2 separate regions of the Homo sapiens genome follow, and region 2 is linked to region 1. Evidence: chromatin contacts called from ENCODE Hi-C or POLR2A ChIA-PET data. All regions are on one chromosome and are shown on one strand. Each heading gives the region's core, a stretch centred on a gene start or an enhancer-like site at or near the end of the contact. The rest is flanking DNA. Distances are from core to core; before and after follow the strand shown.

The links. A loop is a pair of places that touch in the nucleus more often than their neighbours do. ChIA-PET counts read pairs that join two places held with the same protein, here RNA polymerase II (POLR2A). Pooled maps may share reads with other maps.
Region 2: a loop to region 1 is called in a map with no recorded cell type, with 9 times the contacts of the local background. The contact joins two enhancer-like sites. A Hi-C loop is called at or near these places in 1 of 37 single-sample maps with no recorded cell type and 2 of 50 pooled maps. POLR2A ChIA-PET finds 5 or more read pairs at or near these places in 2 of 52 experiments (activated CD8-positive, alpha-beta T cell and activated naive CD4-positive, alpha-beta T cell).

What each region holds. Positions count from the first base shown.
Region 1 is chr1:154,744,506-154,750,695 of GRCh38, reverse strand. The region is part of intron 3 of KCNN3 (potassium calcium-activated channel subfamily N member 3); the gene reads left to right. Among named protein-coding and RNA genes, the nearest start is that of KCNN3, 120 kb to the left of the region's middle. RefSeq lists enhancers at 795-1,298, 2,194-2,403 and a silencer at 1,496-1,545. Within about 2 kb of position 2,540, at least 12 of the 41 ENCODE cell types and tissues checked have a DNase peak (open chromatin) inside an H3K27ac peak, as active enhancers do.
Region 2 is chr1:154,442,584-154,448,773 of GRCh38, reverse strand. It overlaps IL6R (interleukin 6 receptor), which reads right to left. Exons shown (of 10, transcript NM_000565.4): 7 at 603-649. Among named protein-coding and RNA genes, the nearest start is that of IL6R-AS1, 39 kb to the right of the region's middle. RefSeq lists an enhancer at 2,990-3,489 and a silencer at 6,139-6,190. Within about 2 kb of position 2,363, at least 3 of the 41 ENCODE cell types and tissues checked have a DNase peak (open chromatin) inside an H3K27ac peak, as active enhancers do.

The DNA.
Region 1 (6,190 bases), core at 1,291-3,790:
GCTGCAGCTGCCCACTCCCCTACCTAACCAGCTCTCCATCTAGTGTGGGAAACGGGTAAGAAAACATTCTCTGAGAATTACAGCTCCTTAGAGCTGGAAGGGGCCCTAATGCACATGGACCCAGCCCCCCACCCTTCCCAGATGAAGAGAGGGAGGCCCAGAGCTGTGAGAGTTGATGCGAAGGGGGTTTTGCTCTATTCCCTTCAGACCCCACAGGTGAGAAGGCATCTCCAGATGGGTCATCTCTTTATCCTGCTCCTTCCTTTCCTTAAGTAAGAATCTCTCAGTTCAAGAGGCAGAGAAAAGGATTGCTGAAGGCAATCTGTCTCTTCATATCTCTTTCATTCTGCTCCTGGGGCCGAGGAAATGGGTGAGGAGGGGTGCAGGAGGCCCTTGGCCTGAGCACCAGGCCTGGAGCCTTCCCTTCCAGCCGCTGCTCTCCAGAGCTTGGGGTGCACCAGCTTCGAGGCTTTAGAAGCTTCTCCAGCAAGAAAGGCCCTTCTGAGGGAAAAGTGTGTGCGACTGGCTGTCTCCATTCCTTTCTCCATATAGTGTTGACCTTCGGAATTAGCTTTATTCCTGACGTGTACCAGAATTTTCAGTTAATCATGTAAACCAAGGCTCAGGTGACTTGGCTGTGGGCAGTTGGGGCCGGACCAGCCCCTGAGAAACTACTCCCATCCCAGACTTCGTGACGCTTCACTTGGCCAGAGCCCACTCCCAGAAAGCAGGGAAATGTGCCTTTCTGCGTAGCCCAGGCCTATGGAAAGAGGCGAGAGGTCAGGGACAGCTGCACTCCCTGGGCAGGCTGCTTGTGGTCCGGGAGCATCCCGTAGTCTCCCCAAGCCCCACGGCCGTGGGGACCCCGGGTCAGGGCATTATTGTGCATATCCCTGTCCTCAGGCCCCTCATGCTCAGGCCAGACCCTCACCCAGGTGCCCTTGCCCTCAGACTCCTCCCCTTCCAGCCATTGTCTCTGTCTCCATCCCTGTCCCTCTCTTTCTCTATCTTCCTCTCTCTCTGATTCCCTGGGGGCTACTTTGCAACCTCTGCTGAGTCAGAATTCTTCCCACTCGCCCTGACGTCCCAGGCTCCTCCTTGGCACCCTGTCTTCTCTGTGGCAGGGAAAGACGCCCAACCAGAGCTCCCACGTCCTGCCCTGGGAACCCCACTGCTCTGGGAAACAAAAACAAGAAAATTCCTTCCCAGGGTACTTGTTCTGTGCTGTTCCTCTTTGTTCTTGGTCACAGGGTGATTCCCACGTCCTTCCCACACTAACCCTGCCTAGGTGAGGCTGCAGCTTTGTGTGCCTTCCACAACATTTGCTTGCCTGGGGAGCTGCCTGCCTTTAATTATCTTTGGAAAGCATAACTGAGAAGAGCAAGACACCCGTCTTTTCTTTAGGGCTCTTGCCAGGAGCACTGCCTATGCAGCACTTCCCTCCAGGGGGTGCCATTCACATTGAAGTCTTCGTGACTGGCACTCCTTGGAGTTGCACAGTGCGCAACCTATGCTGCTGAACAGGGCAGCCCTGGCTCTGTCTTACTCTCCTGGGAAGCATGGCTCATTATAACACAGATCCAGGATGAGATACCTGAGAGAGAGAGAATCCCCACCAGTCTCTCCACTCATCTCACCTCCCTTTTTAGGTCTCCACCTCCTCCAAGGTGTAATATGGTCAAAGACAGGGCTCCTCCAAGGTGCAATATGGTCAAAGACAGGGCTGTGGATGCAGGCAAGTCCAAGCACACACTCGGGCCCTGCCACTCAATTGATGTTTTATTTTGTGCAAGTTTCCTAATCTAGTAATTAATCAAGTGATCCTCCCACCTCAGCCTCCAGAATAGCTGGGACTATAGACACGTACCACCATGCCCTGCTAATTTTATTCATTTTTTGTAGAGACAGCATCTCACTATGTTGCCCAGTCTGGTCTTGAAATCCTGGGCTCAAGGGATCCTTCTGTCTCAGCCTCCCAAAGTGCTTGGATTACAGGCATGAGCCACTGCACCTGGTCTAATTTTCCAATTCAGTAAAATAGGAAGTGACAGTTATGAGTCTTGTTTTTTGAGGATTAAATTCAGTAATGCGCATAAAGCTTTGGCCCACATGGCACGTGATTGGCACTTGAGAAATGATAGTGATTATTGTTATCTCTTCAAATAAGATTAGCATCCAGTCTTACCTACCACACAGAGATAGCCCCAGAAATAAAATGAAATGAGAAGTAGATCATCTCTAAGATCTTTGAGGAAGTATTTTGCAAGAATCCCAACTACTGTTGTTCTTCTCTCTGTATATAAAAAACGATGAACTGTGAAGCCCCTTTGCTTCCAAGTCACGCTCTGTGACTGATGGCAGATGTCGGGAAAGGCTCAACCAGGAGAGAGAAAGCTTGCAGGCGCGGGCGGCAGACTGAGGGCCCCGGGCGGGTGGAGCTCAATGAAAACCACAGACAGACAGCAGCTGTGAGAGCAAGCAGAGACCCAGAATGGCTTTAAACAGAAAGCAGAGGCCCACAGCAGGGAGTGAGATGAGACCAGGTTTAAACGTCACTTTCCCCTAAGTCCTTGTTCATTCACAGCTTCCTTCAGTAGCTCTGACCAGCTTTCTCAGCACCTGCCGACCGACAAACCAACCAACCAATGGAGGCTGGTGCTGGGGGTGGAGATGGCCAAGAGCCGGTGGTGAGAAGTGAGGGAGAATGGGGAAGAAGGGGCTCCACAGAGGGCACTTGATCCGGGACGGCTTTCCGGAGGAGGTGATTTCCTAGGCCTAAGGGGCCTCCGGGCAGAGGGGCCAGCATGAGGGAAGCTCGGAGGTGGGGGAGCATGGATTGGAGGAGAGAATAAGCAGTTGCTTGCTGGGGTGTCATAAGATGCGGCAGTGCACTCAACGCTACAGGAGCAGGCACGGGCCTTTTTCACCAGCCTAAGGATTTTGGAATGACTCTTCTATCAGCCAACAGTTTCCAACCTTATTTATGTACTTGTTTCTTTGATTCCAGCGATGCAGGAGAGATGATATTCAGACAGCCGACTTCTGCTGTGGGTGTGCCCCAGGTTATAAATCATTTCCATCAGGCTAGCTGGAGTCCCGGCCCTTCCTTTCCACTGAAGAAAGCAAATCAGAGTACCAGATAGCGAGAGTGATATTATCACAGGATAGCCTTGAAACTGCCATAACAAAAAAAATAAATCGTTCACAAATGTCAATCCTTCAACTACTATTAGCCCCAGAGAGACTGTTTGTCTGCCCCAGTGTGTCGCTGTGCAGAGGCTGAGAACGTCCCCTCTCCTCTTCCCACACCTAGGAGAGGGGGAGCCACTGGTAGATTGGGAGCAGGGGAGGGTCTGGAGTTTCAGAAAGATTTCCCTGGCTGCAGTGTGGAAGGGGGATTTGAGGGGAAGACGGGACACCAGCTGGGGAGGCTGCTGTAGTAACAGAATGCTGCCCCCACCACCCCTGGGTACAGTGGTGGCTGGGATGAAGAGCAAGGGCAGTTTTGAGAGAGCTAGAGGAGCCAACCTCCACCGGACTGACTCACTGGATGTGGAGTGATGGGGAGGAAGCTCAGGAACAGTGTCTGGTGTCCTAGTGTGGCTGGCTGGATAGCTGGTGGGACTGCCCACGAATAGGAGGTGCAGGAGGAAGAGGGCCGGGGTTGCAGGGGACCTGGGCAGCAGGGAGAGGGCAGGTAATGAGCAGAGTTGGGGATCGGTTGAGCTTAGTTTACCTGCCACCCCTCCAGAGATGTCCCACGTTGGGGGGACCCATGCACCTACTCCAGATGTTACCCTCCCCACTTTACAGCACAGGATTCTGCCTGGTGACATTTGATGCCATCTGTATCTGGCCACCCAGTGGGTGCAAAATGCAAGTTTGCTGATTAAGCAAAATCAACCTGAAGCAAACAAAGACTGATGTCCCCAAGGGATAGCCAGCTCCTTGGAGGCAGAAACCCTTTCCCTCTAGGGCAGAGCTTCCTCTGTGGGTCCTCACAGGGGAGGGTGGGAGAGAGACTGAACAAGTGAAAGGGAAAACAAGAGAGGAGAGATGAGAGGGAGGTGGAGACAGTGCTTCAAAGGAGAAAAAAAGAAAAAGAAGCATGAAAGAGAAGAAGAAAGAACAGAGAGGGGCAAAGGCAGGAAAAATAGAGGAGAAGGAGGAAGAAGATGGAGGGGTTTGGGGCAAGAGTAACAGTGCAGGCCAGCTGTGCCTGTGAGTTCACGGGGTTCTGCTTATTAAACCCCAGCACTGGCAACTTTGAGAAGATGCTCAGAGTTCTTTCCCCGCCCTGCTTCTCCCTCCAACTCACCTCAGCCTTCTCCTGAGCCTGCCACTCCACCCGCAGCACTGTCATCCCAACCCATACCTGCTCCTCTGAGATAGCCGTGTGTCCCCTGCGCAGTGGCCCCGTGCCCCAACTTGGCATCACTTGTCTCCATTGTAACGCGGCCCTTTTTTGCCTTGGTGTTGCTTGGTGTCTGCCTTCTTCCTAGAACTCTAAGTTCCCAAGTAGGCACCAAGCCAGGCACACAGGAGGGGGCTCATTCCTATTGCTGACCAAATGAACTCATTTACTAAGTTCCAAAATTTGTGTCAGGCACTATGCAGAGTTTTATATTTTTCACTAGTCCCGTGCAAGGTTTTACTGCTTCATTTTACAGAAGTGAAGCCCAAGACACAGAGAGGTAAGCGCCTTCCCTAGGCCACACAGCTAACAGGTGGCAGGGCTGGGATCCAAACCCCCGTCTGTTGGACTCTCTGCCCATGCCATCTCTGCCACGCCATCTCCAGATACCGTGGAAGACATGCTTCCCATGGGAACAGTGCTTCTTCCAAGCATATTATTTTTCTCCATTTTCATGCATTTTATTAAACATTTCCAAATCAGGAAACATGGAAATATTTTTTTAATAAGAAGAAAGAAAACATTGCAAATTGAGAAACTGACTCAGAAGGATTTGCCAGATGAGCCATCTGGTTTTTAATTTCAAAGAGGTTGACAGTGCTTCCCTCTAAGAAGAAAATGGACTGTGGAAGGAATGGCAGCTGGCTTCCCTCAAATGGTGCATCCATTTGCAAGGTGGAGAAGTTGAGCAAGACCAAGAGACCCAAGAGAAGAGAAACACACTCCAAGAAAAGCTTGGCCAGTGCTGGTGTTGAAGCTTCCCCGCTGAGGCCTGCAGAGGTTGCATCCAGCTGTGTGACACCAGCCAGCTGTCCCACCTCTTCCAGAGTTTCTCAGAAGCTTCTACAGGAAACCACTAATGGAGACAGAGATGCCACCACCTCGGTGAGAAAAAGCCACACCAACCAAACTCTCGTTTTCACAGAGCAAGAACAAGCTGTGGTTGTTTGGCGGCAAGTCGCATTTGTTTGTTGGAGCCATTGTGCTCTGGTGGTGCTGGTTTTCTCTCCTTTTAAAAATAACTGGAGGCCTTGCACCATGCTGTTAGTTCTTAGGGCTGGAAATAAAAGACTAGATTTAGAGTTGCCTTGGAAAGATCCAGGGCTGTTACCTTGAATTACCTGGTAGAGGAAAACGTCGTTATTTTCCTAAATTCAAAGCCAACTCTTGAAAAATAGGACACAGAGGTGAAGTGGATGGAGGGGTGGCTTTATACATGCATGTGGTGTCCTGGGCACGTGGTTTGATAGGCTTGTGATCAGCCCTGAGTCTTCAAAGCCATTTATTTTACATTTTAAGATGTTTATAAGGGAAATTGTTTTTGAGAAAAGAACGAACTATTTTTTTTTTTTTTTTGCCTTAATGTGAATTCACCCACTGGCACAAGCAGTAATAGCCCTGAAGTCACCCTAGGCCATTTATTCCTCAGCTGCCTTTGAATTTCAATGGGATTCTTTCACACGCCTCAAGCATTTCTGAAATGCTCCTAAACTAAAGGAACTCATAATACCCTTAAGAAATGATGATTTCACCCCATTTTCTCCATAAAGCTGGAATCACATGCCCTAGCATGCTGAAGGTACTTGATAATTAGAAGTTGATTATATTGGGGACCTGGACAAAGGCAGAGCTGGGAATGGGAATAAAACCCAGGACTCCATGAAAGTCTCTTTCCTTTCATAATAGCTTCTAATTCAGGCTTCTAATAGCTTCGAATGCCAGTCACATACAGAGCCTCCCGGCCATCACCTACTGGCAGTGGCTGAGCGGGTATTT
Region 2 (6,190 bases), core at 1,114-3,613, 300 kb after region 1:
CAGTTTCCCCAGAACCCGTGTTGGGAGCACTCTAGCCCCATGGGTATGGGCTTCACCTGCAGCTGTTCCTACATGGAACACAGATAAGGTTCAAGAGCCCCAGGCTCCTTCCCTGTGCCGCACAGCTCCAGAAGTGGCTATGACTCCCAGCTTAGCATTTAGGGAATTAAGGGCCACAGGAGGAGATATAGTTGGATAGGAAATTGGATTACTCAAGGAATTTGTTAAGCAGCTTCAGAGGTAATCCTCTTTCCAGCAAATTATGTCACCAAGAGTCCACAGGGGAAGGATGCAGATAAACAGAATCCAATCTCAAGCTAAGCCATTAGCGTTGTCCAAAAAGCTCAGAGATGAAATAGCAGCTGCTAGACGCAGAGCAGTTCTGCACGCCAGGCCAGCGCTGCTCCACTCCTTACAGTCCTGGGACAAGATAATTTCTATGATTCCCTTTCACAGAGGTTTGAAAAGCACAGGTAACTCACCACGACCACATTTCTACTAGTGACAGAACTGGATTTAAACCAAATTCGGTCTGGCATCAGCCCACACTCCTAAACACGAGGTGCTGCAGCCCTGACCCTTTTACAAGAACAGGAGCTCACCTGCATGGGGGTGGACACCTCGTTCTCAGCTGGAGGACTCCTGGATTCTGCGGACAGAAGAAAGGCTCATTATTAGTGATTCATGGGCCCTGGAGTCCTGTCTCAGGGGCTTCAGCATCAGAAAAAAAAAGTTCATCTCAATGTTATTTAAAAGAACAGCATGGGCTGGGCGCGGTGGCTCACGTCTGTCATCCCAGCACTTTGGGAGGATGGGTAGATCACCTGAGGTTAGGAGTTCGAGACCACCCTGACCAACATGGAGAAACCCTGTCTCTACTAAAAATACAAAATTAGCTGGGTGTGCTGGCACATGCCTGTAATCCCAGCTACTCGGGAGGCTGAGGCAGGAGAATCGTTTGAACCCGGGAGGCGGAGGTTGCAGTGAGCCGAGATCATGCCATTGCACTCCAGCATGGGCAATAAGAGCAAAACTCCGTCTCAAAAACAAAACAAAACAAAACAAAACAAAACAAAACAAAACAAAAAACAGCATGCTGGAAATAACCAAATATCCAACCGTAAGGGACTAGCTGTAGAAATTATGACATAACTACATAATGCAGAAACTTTTAAAATTTATTTTATATATATATATGTATGTGTATATATATATATGTGTATGTGTATATATATGTATGTGTATATATATGTATGTGTGTATATATATATGTGTGTGTGTGTGTGTGTGTGTGTGTATATATATATATATATATATATTTTTTTTTTTTTTTTTGAGATGGAGTTTCACTCTTTTGCCCAGGCTGGAGTGAAGTGGCATAATCTCGGCTCACTGCAACCTCCACCTACTGGGTTCAAGCGATTCTTCTTCCTCAGCCTCCCAAGTAGTTGGGATTATAGGCGCCCACCACCACACCCAGCTAATTTTTGTATTTTTAGTAGAGACAGGGTTTCACCATATTGGCCAGGCTGGTCTTGAACTCCTGACCTCAGGTGATCTATCCGCTTTGGCCTCCCAAAGTGCTAGGATTACAGGCATGAGCTACCGTGCCTGGCCAATTATTATATATTTTTTGAGACAGGGTCTCGCTCCGTCGCCAGGCTGGAGTGCAGTGGCATGATGATGGCTCACTGTAGCTTTAACTTCTGGGCTTCAGTGATCCTCCCATCTCAGCTTCCCAAGTATCTGGGACTACAGGCGTGTGCCACCACGTCTGGCCAAAAATATTTTAGAAAAACATTGAAGACATGACATAATGCTGTATGAAGAATGCAAGACAAGAAAAATTCTATGTATTTTGATTCAAACTTTCTAAAGAAATATATTTTTATGATTATTGTGTAACACAGTATATATCATAATACTATATATTTGCACACAGGAAGAAGAAAATGGAAAGATACACATCACCAGAGATAAGCACTATTTCAATTTCCTTCTATGCACCTTTTTGCAATAAAAAATATATAACAAATAAATATTCATTTGCCTGTATGGGTTTAGTACACATTGCAGCAGCAGGGATGTGGACCAGGCACCCTCACGGCTCCCTCCCCCTGCACGGGAACAGTGTTTCTGCGGAAACCCCAAGGCAAGAGGAGGCTAAGTATCCAAGCGAAAGCCTGGGCCTTAACCGTAACAGGCAGTGAGTGGAATGCTCTGGATTTCAAAACATTTTCTTGTCAGCTCATCATTTTTCCATCAAGAATTCTAAAATTCCACAGAATGGTTTAAACAAAAATCACGAGCCTCGCTGGGCCAGGAGTAAGGACTAGCAAGGAGGCGGGGAGAGGGTGACCCTGCTTCGGCGTCAGGGAGGGTTTCCAGAATTCCTGGAGTATGCCATCACCAGTAAGGGGGAAACCACACACCAGCAGCACCAGAGGAAGTATAAGAATGCATCCACTCTTCCAATTGTACAGAGGGGAAACAGAGGCCCGGAGAGGGAAAGCGACTTGTTCAAGGCCGCACAGCAAGTGCGACCTGAATTGAACCTAGAATTCATGGGAGGGACCCAGTTTATTGTTCCTTTGCGTTCTTCCCAGCCCAGCAGAGGACAGTTACACACTTATAGCCCAGGGTATCTAAAGGATGACCTGAGGGCATGGAGGCACTAGAATGAAAGCTAAAATCAGAAGACAAAGAAGATGGGGGCAGGCCGGACTCACACCTGTAATCCCAGCACTTTGGGAGACTGAGGCTGGAGAATCCCATGAGGCCAGGAGTTTGAAACCAGCCTGGGTAACATAGTGAGACCTCATCTCTAAAAAAAAAAGAAGAAAACAAGAAGAAGATGGGGCAGCCCTAAATAGAAAATATGGCTGCCCATGGATGCTCGTGCAGTTCAGCAGTTTTCCAAACCCCGCCAGAGTCAGCTTCGTCTGGAGCCTTGAAGGCTCCACCTTGCTTGTTGCCTCAGAACCATGGAAATGGGACCCAGTCATTAGGGCTTTTTTTTTTTTTGAGACCGAGTCTCGCTCTGTCGCCTGGGCTGGAGTGCTGTGGCGCAAACTCAGCTCACTGCAAGCTCCGCCTCCTGGGTTCAAGCCATTCTCCTGCCTCAGCCTCCTGAGTAGCTGGGACTACAGGCGCCCACCACCACACCCGCCTAATTTTTTGTATTTTTAGTAGAGACGGGGTTTCACCGTGTTAGCCAGGATGGTCTTGATCTCCTGACCTGGTGATCCGCCCGCCTCAGCCTCCCAAAGTACTGAGATTACAGGTGTGAGCCACCGCGCCCAGCTGTCATTAGGGTTTTTTAAAGGCTCCCCATACTATACTCAAGACAGATGCTTCAGGAAGAAAGTTTCTACTCTCAGTCCTGACCCCCAACACAGCCTGTGGCCCAGAGAATGCCCAGTAACCTCTGGCGGCTCAGGTTTCTGGGGTTAAAGTGGTAATGAACCACAAAGCCACAGGAAGAGGGGAGGAGAGACCGTGGGACCCACAGGCTCAGTGGCGCCAGGCAGCTCCTGCGTGCTGAGCAAGGGGACCCTACTTCACACCTTTCCTCGCAGCCTTTAAACCACCCAACAGACAGCTCATCACTGCTCCTCTATTCGTGTAGAAACAAATAAATAAACCTCACTGAGGAGCCTCCTGAGGAGAAATGACTCACCTCCAGCTGGGTCCCAAATGCCACCCGGGATGGTCTGTGGAGAGAAGCCTAGTGGAGACAAGTACAGAAAAGGCTGTGTGTACAAATCTCCACAGTGTCTGGGTGCCAAAAGCGCCCCTCATTTTGAGGTTTCACCCTTCCTCATTTGGGGGGGGCGGGTGTGGGGGGCAGTTAAGGAGTCTTTTTGTTGTTAAGACAGGGTCTCCCTCTGTTGCCCAGGCTGGAGTGCAGTAGTGCAATCATAGCTCATTGCAGCCTCCAACTGCTGGGCTCAGGTGATCCTTCCACCTCAGCCTCCCACTTAGCTAGGACTACAGGTGTGCACTGCTATGCCCAACTAATTTTTTTTTAACTTTTTTTTGTAAAGACAGGGTCTCCTTATGGTGCCCGGCTGGTCTCTATCTCCTGGGCTCAGGCAATCCTCCCCCATCAGCCTCGTAAAGTGCTGGGATTATAGGCCTGAGCCACCACGCCTGACCAAGCATCCTTTCTTTTATGAAATTATGGTGATGGTAAATGCTAATAGTTATTTATCACTTACTTGTTACATTTTATGTCCTTACTTAGCAAAATTAAAAGCTGGCAACCAGCCGGGCACGGTGGCTCATGCCTGTAATCCCAGCACTTTGGGAGGCCGAGGTGGGTGGATCACCTGAGGTCAAGAGTTAAGACCAGCCTGACCAACATGGAGAAACCCCGTCTCTACTAAAAATACAAAATTAGCCGGGCATGATGGCGCATGCCTGTAATCCCAGCTACTCAGGAGGCTGATGCAGGGGAATTGCTTGAACTCAGGAGGTGGAGGTTGCGGTGAGCTGAGATCACGCCATTGCACTCCAGCCTAGGCAACAAGAGCGAAACTCCGTTTCAAAAAAAAAAAAAAAAAGCTAGCAACTTTAATTGGTCCCCAGAATTGTTTTTGAAATTTTACAGACCCGTGAAATCCCAACGTTTAGGAATCACCCAGTTGTGCACAAGGATGTCAGGCGGATAGGCAATGCGAGGATGAGGGAGGAGGGTCGTGGAGAGGGGCACGAAGAGTGGAGTGCAACAGAATGGCTGACTGCTAGATGCTATTGAGATGTGGCAAGAACCCAAACCAAGGCAGAGACATTTGGTGCGATGTGCAAGCTCCTGGCTGGGTAGCTGGGTGGGTGGGGTGTCCCCTGGACAAGCAGGGCAGGGAGATCTGTGAGGGGTGTGATATGTTTGGTTTGGGTCATGCGGAGCACCTGGCACAGGAGGGAGGATCTGGCCAGAAGTCTGGGCCAAGTTGAAGACATGAATCCAAAGCTCGAGAGACAGGCTTGGCAGGAGATACGGGTGAAAGGCAGTCATGCTGGCATTTATTGCACCCTTGTCATGTGCCAGGCTCTGTGCTAATTGCTTCTCACCTCACTGAAGCCTCACAACCCAGCAAGGCTGGGGTTTGGGTTTTTTGAGGCAGGCATTATTATTCCCATTTGACAAATAAGCAAACTGAGTCTCAGTGAGGTACTTCCCCAGGGTCGTGCTAGTCAAGGGCAAGGGCAGCAACTAGACCCAATGCTGCCTGACTCCAGAGCCAGTGCTCTGCACAAAGTGGCAGGTGATGCAGTGGAAGTGGGCGGGGCCCCAGTGGAATGTTCCAGAAAGCTGCAGAAAACAGGGCAGAGAGGGAATTCAGGGATGCCATATGGATAAGTGAACAGGGCAAAATCTCTCCGGAAATGTGTAACCAAGGCTCTTTAACCCCAGAATGTCCCACTTGGGAGTGCTGCAGAGAGGAACAAAACAAACTCCTCCAGAATGGATGGCCAAAGAGTTTGAGAAGATAACGTGTAGCTGGAGGCACTGACCGCCCAGTCCTGGCTTCAGGGCACCCCCTCATGTGCAAATGCAAACCTTTGGTATCACCTCCTCCAACAGGTGTGATTCCCATTCTTGGGGAATAGGAGAGGGAGTTAAAGGGATTATTTGTGAGAAGCAAGGAATAACCCCCTTATACCTAATGGGCTTTTCCCAGGCATTTTGCCCCACGCCCTCTTTGAAAAGGGGCTCCAGCCTGGCACAGTGGCTCATGGCTATAAATCCCAGAGCTTTGGGAGGCTGAGGCAGGAGGATCACTCAAGGCCTGTGCAACATAGGGTGACCTCATCTCTGTAAAATATTTTTTAAAAAATTAGCTGGGCATCGTGATGCATGCCTATAGTCCTAGCTACTCAGAGGCTGAGGCAGGAGTTCAAGGCTGGAGTGAGCTATGATTATGCCACTGCACTCCGGCTTGGGCAACAGAATGAGATACCATCTCTGAAAAAAAAAAAAAAGAAGAAAATGATTTTGTGATTCCCCCAGACTCAATGTTGATGTGACAGGGAGAACTCCCATCAGGAGAGGATAAATTCAGAACTCCCGCTTGAGAGAAAGCTGCCGACCGTGCTGGCCTTGCTGGCCAAAGCAGGGCTAAGACAGAGTGACCCTGGGACCCCCAACTTCATACAAAAGGCTATCCTGGGCTACAGTCTGTGCGGG